2 separate regions of the Homo sapiens genome follow, and region 1 is linked to region 2. The links are chromatin contacts, found by Hi-C or POLR2A ChIA-PET in ENCODE. All regions are on one chromosome and are shown on one strand. Each heading gives the region's core, a stretch centred on a gene start or an enhancer-like site at or near the end of the contact. The rest is flanking DNA. Distances are from core to core; before and after follow the strand shown.

Region 1 (6,128 bases), core at 2,807-5,306, 41 kb after region 2:
GAATGGATAAACAAATAGCAGTCTAGCTATACAGTAGAGTACTACTCAGCAATATAAAGGATCAAGCCAGCTGGGCATGGTGGCTCATGCTGTAATCCCAGCACTTTGAGAGGCCAAGGCAGGCAGATCACTTTAGGTCGGGAGTTTGAGACCAACCTGACCAACATGGTGAAACCCTGTCTCTACTAAAAATACAAAAATTAGCTGGGCATGGTGGTGCACACCTGTAGTCCCAGCTACTCAGGAGGCTGAGGCAAGAGAATCGCTTGAACCTGGGAGGCAGAGGTTGCAGTGAGCTGAAATTGCGCCACTGAACTCCAACCTGGGCGACAAAGTGAGACTCTGTCTCAAAAAAAAAAAAAAAAAAAAAAAAAAAAGGAATCAAACTGCGGACGCACACAATAGTATCTAATATTGGTGAATCTCAGAAATATTGAGTGAAAGAAGCCAAGTAAAAAAGAATACATAAGAGGAATGATTTCATTTACATAAAATGCAAACTAATTTATAGTGACAGATTAACTGGGTTTGGGACCAGATGAGCTCTAAATGGGAATAAGACATCTTTGGTGGTGATGGAAATGTTTTTTCTTTGTTGTGTTTTAATAGGCAGGATCTCATTTTGTTGTCCATGCTGGAGTGCAGGAGCACGATCATAGCTCACTGCAGCCTCGAAATCCTTGGGCTCAAATGATCCTCCTGCCTCAGTCTCCTGAGTAGCTAGGACTATAGGTGCGCACCACCACACCCAGCCAATGTTTTAAATTTTTTGTAGAGATGGGATCTCGCTTTATTACCTGGGCTGGTCTCGAATTCCTGGCCTCAAGTGATCCTTCTGCCTCAGCCTCCCAAAATGCTGGGATTGCAGGTGTGAGGCACTACACCCAGCTGACGGAAATGTGCTGCATCTTGATAGTCATGGTGGTTTCCTGGGTGTAACCAATTGTCACCACTGATCAGTGATACACTTGAAATAGATGCAGTTTATTGTTCTTAACTTATTCCTCAATGAAGTTGATAACTTAAAGAGAAAAGGAAAAATAGGGGTCCTTAGCAGTGTCAAGGGACCTGGCTGGGGGCACTGGACGTGCCAATGAGGAGAGTCTTGATGATTCTGAGGGCTGCCTGGGTAGAATTTCAGTGGGCAGAAAAGTCAGCATTCCACGCACTCTATTCTTCCTTTCCTCCTTCCCCTCCTCTTTCTTCTTTTTTTCCCTGCTTTGCCTCCTTCTTAAATTCTTCTTTTCTAATTTATAAGACAGCTAGAATAGGAGGGAGATACTGAGGGCTCTGGAGATTTTTATTGTCCCCTTGGGAAGAGGCTACGGGCAGAACTGGAGGAAAAGGTTCGTCGTACTCAGGGGAGAATTTCCAGTCTAGCTGTGGACACTGACCTTTGCATGTCTTTCGTCCCTCCTCCCATACTGGAAAATGAAAGGATTGTTGTGTTTATCATAACACATTTTTGGTCATTTTAGTTTAGTTTGTAATTAGACTATAATTACCTAACCCGGTTGCTTAATAATAAAGACTTCTCACCCCAGGCAGCATGGTGCAAAGGGAATTGTGCCCTCCACCCCAGGGTGGTGATCATCCCAGGTCCCTTTGGCCTTTATATTAACCTACGGTTTGAATCTTGGTCTGACCATTGAGCTGCTGTGTGACCTCAGACAAACCGCTAAACCCTTGTGAGCCTGGTTTATAATACTTGTAATGATCAAATGAGACAGTATGTGAAAATAAACAGAGTGGCTGTCACATGAAAGGTGCCCAGTAAGTATGTGCTGTATCTGAGTCCCTGACAGATACTCAGTACCCGCGAGAGCACGGTACTGTGCCAAGCAAACTAGAAATGCACACACATAGGAAAGAATAGTCTCGGGTGAGTGAATGCATTAAAAAGGTCCATGCGGTGCATTCTCAGATCCCAAAATAGTGCCCAGGACTGAGATGAGAGGTAGGGGCCCAGGAGTTTACTGAAGACAGGACCTTTTCATTGTTTTCCGTGAGAGGGTAAAACTTCACCTGCAGTGTGACAGCGGCCACATCCAAAGACTCAGAGGAGCCAGCATGAGGAGGAGGAGCTGAAAGCGGAGGGAGGTGGTTGGTGCCACTGTGTGTGTGTGTGTGTGTGTGTGTGCGCGTGTGTGTGTTTAGCCAGGAGGGAGCTGTTGGGAAATGCCACCTAAGGAATGTTTTCAAGTGCAATTCTAGCACTTCATGATGTGAAGAATAAATACGATCTCCTTTGTAGTCCCTTGAGACGGGAGGTCGCACAGTCTGGGTGGCTCTGGAGTGGCTGATTTTGGTCCTGGGCTGTTGCTCAGGCTGTGGGGAGGAGCGGTCCCAGGCAGGAATCTGAGGAAGGAGCTACAGGGACTGTGGCCCTTGGCCAGGCAGGACGGAGAGCCTGCTGTGGATTTTCTCAGCGGTTAGAGTCTCTGTTGTCTAAGCTGGGAAAACTGACCATCACTGAGGGAGAAACACTGGTGGAACACTGACAGCTTCCTCAGAAGAAACACATGTGTGCTGCGCCCAGCCTGACATCCATGCCCCAGCCTGAGCACCCATGGTCTCACTTGGTGTCACACAACATACTTCTCCTCTGTCTTCAATGTCAAACCTTTCCCATGGCGAAAATGGGCGGGGGTGGGGCAGGGGGGATATAAGCTACATTTTTCTTAGTGTGGTCAGAGTAGCATATTCTTTTTTTTTGTTGTTTGAAACGGAGTGTTGCTCTGTTACCCAGGCTGGAGTGCAATGGTGTGATCTCAGCTCACTGCAACCTCCACCTCCTGGGTTCAAGTGATTCTCCTGCTTCAGCCTCCGGAGTAGCTGGGATTACAGGCATGTGCCACCATGCCCTGCTAATTTTGTGTTTTTAGTAGAGACAGGGTTTCACCATATTGGTCACGATGGTCTCGAACTCCCAACCTCAGGTGATCTGCTTGCCTCGGCCTCCCACAGTGCTGGGATTACAGGCGTGAGCCACCATGCCTGGCCCAGAGTAGCATATTCTTGATTTGAATTTGTAGACTGGAAAGTTCAGTGTAGTCTGATGATGATGATGATAACGATGATGACAGTATCAAGCACTTGTACAGCACTTACTACTCTTTAAGCACTTTTCCAAACATGTAACATACAGTAATTCATCTCATCATTTAATCCTTACAGCATCCTTGAGGTGAGGTCTTATTGTCATTGCTCCTATTTATAGGTGAGGAAAACTGAGGCATGGAGAAAATGATTCATTTCTAAGTGGTGCAGAAGGATTTGAACCCAAGTCATCTGACTCTAGAGTCCCTCTCGTAGGCATGTGGCTACACTGCTTCTTACCATGTGTGGTATGTATTGGGTGACTCCTTTCTGGCAGGAACAAGCCCATTAGGTTTTTTTTAGGCATCTGTTTCAAAGGGTTCTTCTATATTTGTAAGCCAAACCTTTTTCTTCTGTTTCTCTCCTTCTTGCATCATTATACGATCCATAGTCCTCAGGACACACGGCCCCAGCCTCATCACAAGCAGTACATGCGACAATTTGTCCACCTGCTGTTCTGTCCCTGCCCAGGGCTGAGCACAACAGCCCACAGAGAATGCTTCTGCTGAGAGGTAGATTCTAAGGTGTGGACCCAGGATCTCTTAGGTAGTATTTTGAGACATATTTGGACAAAAGCTACTGAGGCAGTGTAGAAAATAGATACTGCTTGTCTTGAAAGCTAGGTCAAGGCAAATGTTTGTTTGTCTTTTAAAAATTATGGCAGTTAGCTGAAATTGTATTTCAACTGCTAGGAAACTAGAATGGCCAGATCTTAGAAACTGGTGGAGAGGCAGTCAGTTAATAAAAATTTCCCCGGAAGGAGTGATGGGGGAAGGAGAGAGGAGAGGGTGGGAGGAAGGAAAGGGAGGGAGCTGGCCCTTCCAGAGCAGTCATTTCCGGATTCTGTGGCCTTTCAGTGAACACAGAGGTCTTTCGAGGCCTCTCAGAGCTCTGGCTGCCTTCTCCAGTCTTTGGCTGTGGGAGGCAGCATGGGAGGAGCCTGAACTGGCCTGACAGGGGCTGTCCTTTGCCCGCAGGGCACCCGTTCACCCCCAGCTGCAGCTCATGCCATATGTTGGCAGGGCCTGTGTTTCTGTGTCTTCTTTCCCAGCTGGCCTGGGAGCTCCTGGAAGGCAGGGCCTCTGCCACCTTCTGCTCTGCATCTCAGCACTTGAGTAGAGTCTGGCATAGACTCTACTTAGATTAGAGCATGGGCTCAGTACATACTTATCAAATTCAGTTGGCATCAAGAAGCCTGGATTCAAACATTTGCTTGGTGATCGTAGGCAGTGACTTGTAATGAACTAGAATATCAGTATTTTTGAACTGTAAAACCTCTACTACATTGGATTAAATACGGGACCATGTAAAGAGGCCACATAGAGGAGGCCTTCAATCAGGGTTTCCTTCTTTTTTTTTTGGCGGTCGAGCGTAAGCAGTGTCAGATCCCCATACAGAAACCACATCCACCAGGGAGTTCCTCATTGATCCTCACCCATCCTATTAGCCAGGGACTGAAACTTCAAAAAAGAATGGATTCCCTTTTTAGAATATTGCAAAAGATCATGTCTGTTGTGGTTAAAGAATTGCCTTAAATAACATATCATTTTCACTTGAATATCCTGCAACAGGGGAACACTCGTGTTCATCCTTTCTTTCAGCATGTCCAATATACGTACAAGTTACATGGGAGGAGGCTGTATAAAGGTAGTGGTGAAACATCAGCTTGGAGGCAGCCTGGTTTTTAATAAGATGTACACAGAACTTTTATGAAGACAGACATATTCTGGGACAGAAAGCAATTTTCAAATTTAAAAAGATTCAAGCCATACAAAGTGTGTTCTTTGATTACAGTGGAATTACATTAGAAATAAGTAACAGAAAGATTATCTGGAAAATCTCCAAATCCTTAGAAACTAAATGACACATTTCTAACCCACAGTCCAAAGAAGAAATTAAAAGGGAAATTAGAAGCTATTTTAAACTGAATGAAAATAAAAGCCCATCATATCAAAATGTGTGAGATGCCACTAAAGCAATGCTTAGTGCTGCTGGGGGTGGGGGAACATATAGCAGTAAATGTCTGCATCAGGAAAGGTCTCAAAGCAATGGCCTGAGCTTCCACCTTAGGAACCAGGAAAAGAAGAGCAAATTAAACCCAAAGCAAGGTGGAGAAAGGAAATAATAAAGATAAAAGCAGAAATCAGTGAAATAGAAAACAGAAAAACATGCTGGGCACAGTGTAATTACACGCCTGTAATCCCAGCACTTTGGGAGGCCAAGGCGGGTGGATCACTTGGGGTCAGGAGTTTAAGACCAGCCTGGCCAACATGGTGAAACCCCGTCTCTACAAAAAATATAAAAAATTAGCTGGGCGTGGTGGTGCATGCCTGTAATCCCAGCTACTCGGGAGGCTGAGGGAGGAGAATCACTTGAACCTGGGAGGTGAAGGTTGCAGTGAGCCGAGATTGTGCCACTGCACTCCAGCCTGGGTGACAGAGTGAGACTCCATCTCAAAAAAAGAAGATAAAAAAAAGAAAACCAATAAAGAAAATCAGTGAAACAAAAGCCGATTCTTTGAAAAGGTCAATACAATTGATAAACTTGTAGCCATAATGATAAATGGAAATAAGGAGAGAAGACACATTACTAACATTAGGAATGAGAGAGGTGACATCACTACAGATTCTATAGATATTATGCACAAGCTTGTGCCAGTAAATCCAACAACTTAGTTGAAATAGGCCTGATATTGTTACCAGTGGAGAATGTCCAGGTTCTTCGCGTTTTGAACAAAGAATTGGACAAAACACACAAAGCAATGAAAGAATGAAGCAATGAAAGCACAGATTTGCTGAAACGAAGGTACGCCCCACAGACTGGGAGTGGGCTGGAGCAAGTGGCTCAAGAGTGCTGGTTACAGAAACCTCTAGGGGTTTCCCATTGGTTACTTGGTTAGACCCTATGTAAATGAAGTAGTGGCCTGCAACCAGTCTGATTGGTTGCAGAAGGTGACCAATCAGAGGCTGAAGTGAATTTTCAAAGTTACACCCCTGTGCAGATGAAGGCTAGGCCTGTGACCAGTCTGA
Region 2 (6,191 bases), core at 1,660-4,159:
AGACTAATACAGTGGGCATGGTTTTCTTATTTTGTTTTTTTCTCTAAATCCCTCTTCCATTTCTGTTACCTTCCACTTATCCCAAGAAATGGTTACTTAACAAATTCAAAACACTTATAAGGATTTGGACACAGCTTGAGCCAAGATTTATCTTTCTTTGGCAACCCCTGTTTGTTTTGTCTCTTGAGAGTATGTACAAAATGATACTGTAAACAGGATTTTAAGTGGCATGTGTAATTTAGTGAAGAGAACCAAATAATGTTCTACTACAATTTGTATGCCAATTATAAATCATGCTTTTCCATTAATTAAAGGAGTAGCTCTTTGATTATCTACCAGTAGGATGCAAAAATGATTAAATAGTGTTTTATTTAAAATATTTTACATTTTATTAAACCACCTTGGCTTCTGACTACTCCTAACTCACCTCGCCTTTAGCACAAACAGTTCTGTCCTTGGTGAATCTGATAAAATGATTTGCTTGTTCAGCTATAAAACGTAAAAGAGGCTCTTATAATTTGTTGCATAGTTTAAGACCCTGTTTTGTTTGACCACTGCTTGGGGGTTGATGTTTGTTATTCTTTAGCATCTCAGTGAGTACCGGGGAAGTCTACTTGTTTGAGTACTTACACATGTTGAATACAATTATTGACACTGATTTAAAGGTGAGATTGACTCAGTTCATAAATATGACAGTTGATCCAGGAGGCATTCTGTCTGGAATAAATTGATAAAGGCAAAAGTTATAAAAAGAATATGTGTCTGCTTTTGCTTTGTACTTTACTTACATACCTAGAGCAGTTACTAGTTATAGCCTTTTGAATATAACCTGTATGACCATCTTCAAATCTGTCTCAATTTCAAGAGGAGGTTACTCATGCAATTATGTGGGTTACTCTTATTCTTAACTTGAACATTTCAGAAAATGAGTTTTATGGTAGTTTTAAGCCTAAGCATTTTACATGGCAGAGAGCTCCGGTTTATTCACTCAATAACAAATTGCAGTATATGTGTGTGTGTGGATACCATGTTATACATGGGGGCTAAAAAAATAAATGAAATGCAGTTCCTGCCCTCAAGGAGCTCTTAGTTTGCTAGTGGAGACAACTGATACACATCTGGATTGACATGTTTTGTTTTTGAGATAGAGTGTCGCTATTGCCCAGGCTAGAAAGCAGTGGTGCTATCTCGGCTCACTGCAACCTCTGCCTCCTGGGCTCAAGCTATCCTCCCACCTCAGCCTCCTGAGTAGCTGGAACTACAGGCACCCACCACCATGCCTGGCTAATTTTTGTATGTTTATACAGATGGGGTTTCACCATGTTGCCCAGGCTGGTCTTGAGCTGAAAGTGATCTGCCCACCTTGGCCTCCCAAAATGCTGGGATTACAGGCATGAACCACCATGCTCAGCCCCTTGTTTTGTTTTTTTATTGTTGTAAAATACACATAATATAAAATTTAACATTTTAGCCATTTTTAAGTGTACAGGTCAGCTACATTAAGTACATTTACTATTTTTTTTTGCAACCATCCCCACCATTCATCTCCCGAACTTTCTCATCTTCCCAAACTGAGACACTGTGCCCATTCTTGATGGGTTTTAATATGCCTAGGACCACAGAGCTATGGGAGGCCAGAGGACAGGAAACTCCCAGTTCTAAGGCAGTGTCAGGTCATGGGCAGTGATTGGCCTGAATGCCCCTTGCCCATCTTCTGCTGTGTCCAAGGACTGAAGACCTGCCACTCTGCAGCTTGGTCGCTGTCTGGGCTGAAGAACCTGTCTCAGTGAGTGGGGGACTGGGATTCTCCTCTCTTGTGTCAGAGAGACTAAAACCGTAGTTCTGCTAGACCTCTCACCCCTTTCTATAAATAGGAGCATCAATGGGGCCTTCCAAAGGAAGTCATTGCAATACACTGTTGTTAAGCCTTCTGAGCTTCTAGCTGTACTGCCTGGAACAGCCTAGAAACTGGCAAAGATTTATGGTCATTGAGGGCAACTGGGCAACAATAAATCTTCAGCCCTGCTTGCCTTTATAGCATCTGTGTAAGCTTGCTGGTTCAGAGCCACTGGGACTCAAAGTAAATCATTCAGTCAGTCACTCAGCAGATAATTATGGACCGCCCACTAGGTGTGAGACATTCTGTTTCTCCTTTCTTTTATGTCAATATTTAGCAGAAGTAGTAGCAAGGCATCCAATTCTTGAATCTAGTTTCTCTTCTAAGGACTTTTTTTTTTTTTGAATCTCTAAGGTTGTTTTGAGTATGTTCTCCTCAATCCAAATTGTTCCCTGCTCAGGAGAAAATAAAGCTCTGGGGAGAGGCTTAACCATTTAATCATGTACCATTTAACACCTCTTTCTGGGAATGGAAACATAGATCAGCATAAAGAACTTGTCCCATTAGTATTTGCCACCGTTTTTCCTTTGAAAAGTAAAGATGTGTTTCAATCACTTCATTTGTTAAAATTAAAGCATGGCCTCTCCTTCTCCCTGTCCATCTGCTGTGACTTGTGATCTGATTTGAGTGTCTGTTCTAGTAGCAGAAGCAGCAGAGGTAGATGAGACAACAATTTACTGCCTCAGTGGAAACTTACTTCATGGCCGAGTCAGAATAACACAGTTGGAGTTTTTAAAATTAATTGGAATTTTATTCTACACTACTTGTCTGGAGTCTAAGCTACAAAGCTGTTGTTGTAAAGGTGAAAATCTAGCCTAATCAGTGCCAATGGCATTTGCAGAAGATGCCAAGAACTTCCTGGGTCTCAGGAAGGCTGGAATGTACTTGTCCTCCCTTCTCCCTCCCTCCAGTAAACACAACCTTCCACCCTCCCCTCAGGCTCCAGCTGCTGCTTGCTGCACCTCTATAGATCCCGAGTTTGGGAACTGGCTGGAGTCTCTGTTGAAGGACTGGAGAAGGTTACAAGGATTGTCTCTGCCCCTGCCTACCTCAGGCCTCCCAGAGGTGGGGGATGAGGGAGTCTGTGGAAGAGGAAAGAACTAAGGGAGGAGCCCAGTGTGAGAGGCTCTGCTCCCGCCTGCGGCACTTCCCTGCACCTGCCACAGGTCCAATTCATGGGAACAGCTGGACTTTCTAGCCACTGTCGTTGGTCTAGGAAGTTAAACTGTGGGCCTCTTACCCACCGCAGTCACTCCCTGGAGGTGGCCTCAGAGCTCTGGCTCCAGAGGGCACCTGTCTTGCATGGAGAGGTAAGAAATGTTTGAGTTGAACTGAATATTCGCTGCCGGCCTGGGGTCGGTGAGATTAGTGAGAAGGGAACAGGTGGCGTAAAAGCTAATGGGATGCTTTAAGATTGGCACATTGCTGATTTCCAGGCTGCCGTGGGAAGGCTGGTGGTGGGTATCCAGGTTGCTGTAGCGGGGTGGAGAGAAAGCACCTCCTGTTTTCCAATGTGGAGGCAATCTGGCCATGACATCTGTGTCCCTGCCCGCCACGGTGGAGGAGGGCCTGGATGCCCGGCTTTGTGTGCCCCTGGCCGCCACGGTGGAGGAGGGCCTGGATGCCCGGCTTTGTGTGCCCCTGGCCGCCACGGTGGAGGAGGGCCTGGATGCCCGGCTTTGTGTGCCCCTGCCCTTCACGGTGGAGGAGGGCCTGGATGCCCGGCTTTGTGTGCCCCTGCCCGCCACAGTGGAGGAGGGCCTGGATGCCCAGCTTTGTGTGCCCCTGCCTGCCACGGTGGAGGAGGGCCTGGATGCCCGGCTTTGTGTGCCCCTGCCCGTCACGGTGGAGGAGGGCCTGGATGCCCGGCTTTGTGTGCCCCTGCCCTTCATGGTGGAGGAGGGCCTGGATGCCCAGCTTTGTGTGCCCCTGGCCGCCACGGTGGAGGAGGGCCTGGATGCCCGGCTTTGTGTGCCCCTGCCCGTCACGGTGGAGGAGGGCCTGGATGCCCGGCTTTGTGTGCCCCTGCCCTTCACGGTGGAGGAGGGCCTGGATGCCCGGCTTTGTGTGCCCCTGGCCGCCACGGTGGAGGAGGGCCTGGATGCCCGGCTTTGTGTGCCCCTGCCTGCCACGGTGGAGGAGGGCCTGGATGCCCGGCTTTGTGTGCCCCTGGCCGCCATGGTGGAGGAGGGCCTGGATGCCCGGCTTTGTGTGCCCCTGGCCGCCACGGTGGAGGAGGGCCTGGATGCCCGGCTTTGTGTGTCCCTGCTGTGGCTGCGTGGTTGTCAGGTGACCATCCTCTCCAGGGAGGGGAGAGCTGCCCCTTGCTGAGGGAGGGTGTGCATGGCTTGTTCCCCTGCCAGAATGTCCCATTCCTTGACATTTTGACCAGTCTTGCCACATTCTATGGGTTAAGACCTGGATGATTACAAAAGTTGTGGAAGATGGTTTTCTTGACGGTCTTGTTTGCAATGGAGGTGCCAGCAGGTGCTGAGAAACACTGAGGGACCTCAGCAATGCCATCTGTTCTCAGAGGGGCTCAGGAGAAGCAAAGATGAGCAGTGGCCGAGGAATGGTGCCGCTGACATAGTCCGGGCAGCCCCGCTGGCACTTATGCTGCTGAGCTTGGCTTCCACAGCCAGGGAAAAGGGTGTCTTTCTGTAGCAGCCATCTGCCTCGCTCATCATCAGTTGTGATGATTTTGTCTTACCTGCCAAGTGGTAGTTCTTACGTCTTGCAGATCTTTGAATCCTCAGCACCTAGCACAGTGCCCTGCCTGCAGTAGGGGTAACATAGCCAGGAAGCACAGCATGCACGATTGTTTTCTCCAAAAGATGTGCAGAAATCAGTGACCAGACAGAAGTGGTAGGCTTCTTCTTTTTTTTTTTTTATTGTCACCATCTATAATGGAATGGCATCCTTTACTTAAACTCAACACCTTTGGAAGCACTGGCTCTCAGAGGCTAATGCCTGTGGCTCCCAACTATGGTGACTTGTGATACCTCACTCAGATATGACGGGTCAGTGGCTTTGGAGGGGGTTCTCAGGAATCTGCATTTTTACAAGTTCATGGGGGTGATTCTGGGGCAGGTATTTTATGAATGTGAATCATAACTTGAAAAAGAACAGGCTTTCAGCTGAGGCACGGCTATCATTCGAATGTGTCCCCTCCAAAATTCAGGTGTTGAAATTTAATGGCTAAAATGATAATATTAAGAGGTGGCCCTTTAAGAGGTGATTAGGCTCTGAGAGCTCCTCCCTCATGAATGAGATCAAGGCCCCTGTGAAAGAGGCTTCATGCAGCATTCCATTTCACCTTCCTCTGATCTGTGTGAGGACACTGTGTTCTGGAGGGTGCAGCAAGGAGGCATCATCTTGGAAGCAGACACCTAGTCCTCACCACACAATAAACCCACCAGCCTCTTCATCTTGGACTCCAGAACCAAGAAAAAAATTTCTGTTCATGGTCAGGCATGGTGTCTCACACCTGTAATCCCAGCTCTTTGGAGGCTAAAGTGGGAGAATTGCTTGAGCCCAGGAGTTCAAGACCAATCTGGGCAATATAGTGAGATGCCATCTCTGCAAAATTTTTAACATTAGCCAGGCTTAGTGGCACGCATCTGCAGTTCTAGCTCCTCAGTAGGTTGAGGCAGGAGGATCGCTGGAGCCCAGGAGTTCAAGGTTACAGTGAGCTATGATTGTGCCACTGTATTATAGCCTGGGTGACAGAGCGAGAGCCTGTCTCTAAAAAAAAAAAAAATCTGTTCTTTATACATTACCCAGCCTTTTGTATTTTGTTAGAGCAGTGCAGATGGACTAAGTCAGATACGCTCTGGAAATGGATTTTCCAAGTGGGGAATAAACAACGAGGAAGGTAACTCTGTGTCATTTCCACTTTCTTACACCTGGGGTGCTTCACACTTTAATTTTTGTCACACCTCGTGTAATCCCCTTGGTACTCTTTAACATTAATCTTGAAGAACACCTTACATTTTTGGTAGCATTATTGAAACCAGTTGATATATTAATATTTGAGGGCTTTTATAGGATATATATATATACACACACACATACACACACATGTACACAACACACACACACACAACACACACATACACACATACCTGTAGGATGTACAATGAAAAACCAGTTAACTTTCTGAAGTACAGGATTTTAAATAGACTCTATTTGAGCCCTGGAGATTGGCAGTAGTCTCGGCTACCCCTCATGGTGCCGGGGTCCGAATTACTCGCCTCTCTGGGACAGCTCCCTTTTCTCCCTCCCTTGTGATCTT

What was found. Hi-C counts contacts between places; a loop is a spot of excess contacts on that map. ChIA-PET counts read pairs that join two places held with the same protein, here RNA polymerase II (POLR2A). Pooled maps may share reads with other maps.
Region 1: a loop to region 2 is called in a pooled map, with 2.4 times the contacts of the local background. The contact joins two enhancer-like sites. A Hi-C loop is called at or near these places in 1 of 168 maps with a recorded cell type or tissue (heart left ventricle) and 2 of 50 pooled maps. POLR2A ChIA-PET finds 5 or more read pairs at or near these places in 5 of 52 experiments (AG04449, BJ, H1 and 2 more).

What each region holds. Positions count from the first base shown.
Region 1 is chr6:150,234,500-150,240,627 of GRCh38, forward strand. The region is part of intron 3 of PPP1R14C (protein phosphatase 1 regulatory inhibitor subunit 14C); the gene reads left to right. Among named protein-coding and RNA genes, the nearest start is that of PPP1R14C, 95 kb to the left of the region's middle. Within about 2 kb of position 4,057, at least 10 of the 41 ENCODE cell types and tissues checked have a DNase peak (open chromatin) inside an H3K27ac peak, as active enhancers do.
Region 2 is chr6:150,194,227-150,200,417 of GRCh38, forward strand. The region is part of intron 1 of PPP1R14C (protein phosphatase 1 regulatory inhibitor subunit 14C); the gene reads left to right. Among named protein-coding and RNA genes, the nearest start is that of PPP1R14C, 54 kb to the left of the region's middle. RefSeq lists a silencer at 2,927-3,221. Within about 2 kb of position 2,910, at least 4 of the 41 ENCODE cell types and tissues checked have a DNase peak (open chromatin) inside an H3K27ac peak, as active enhancers do.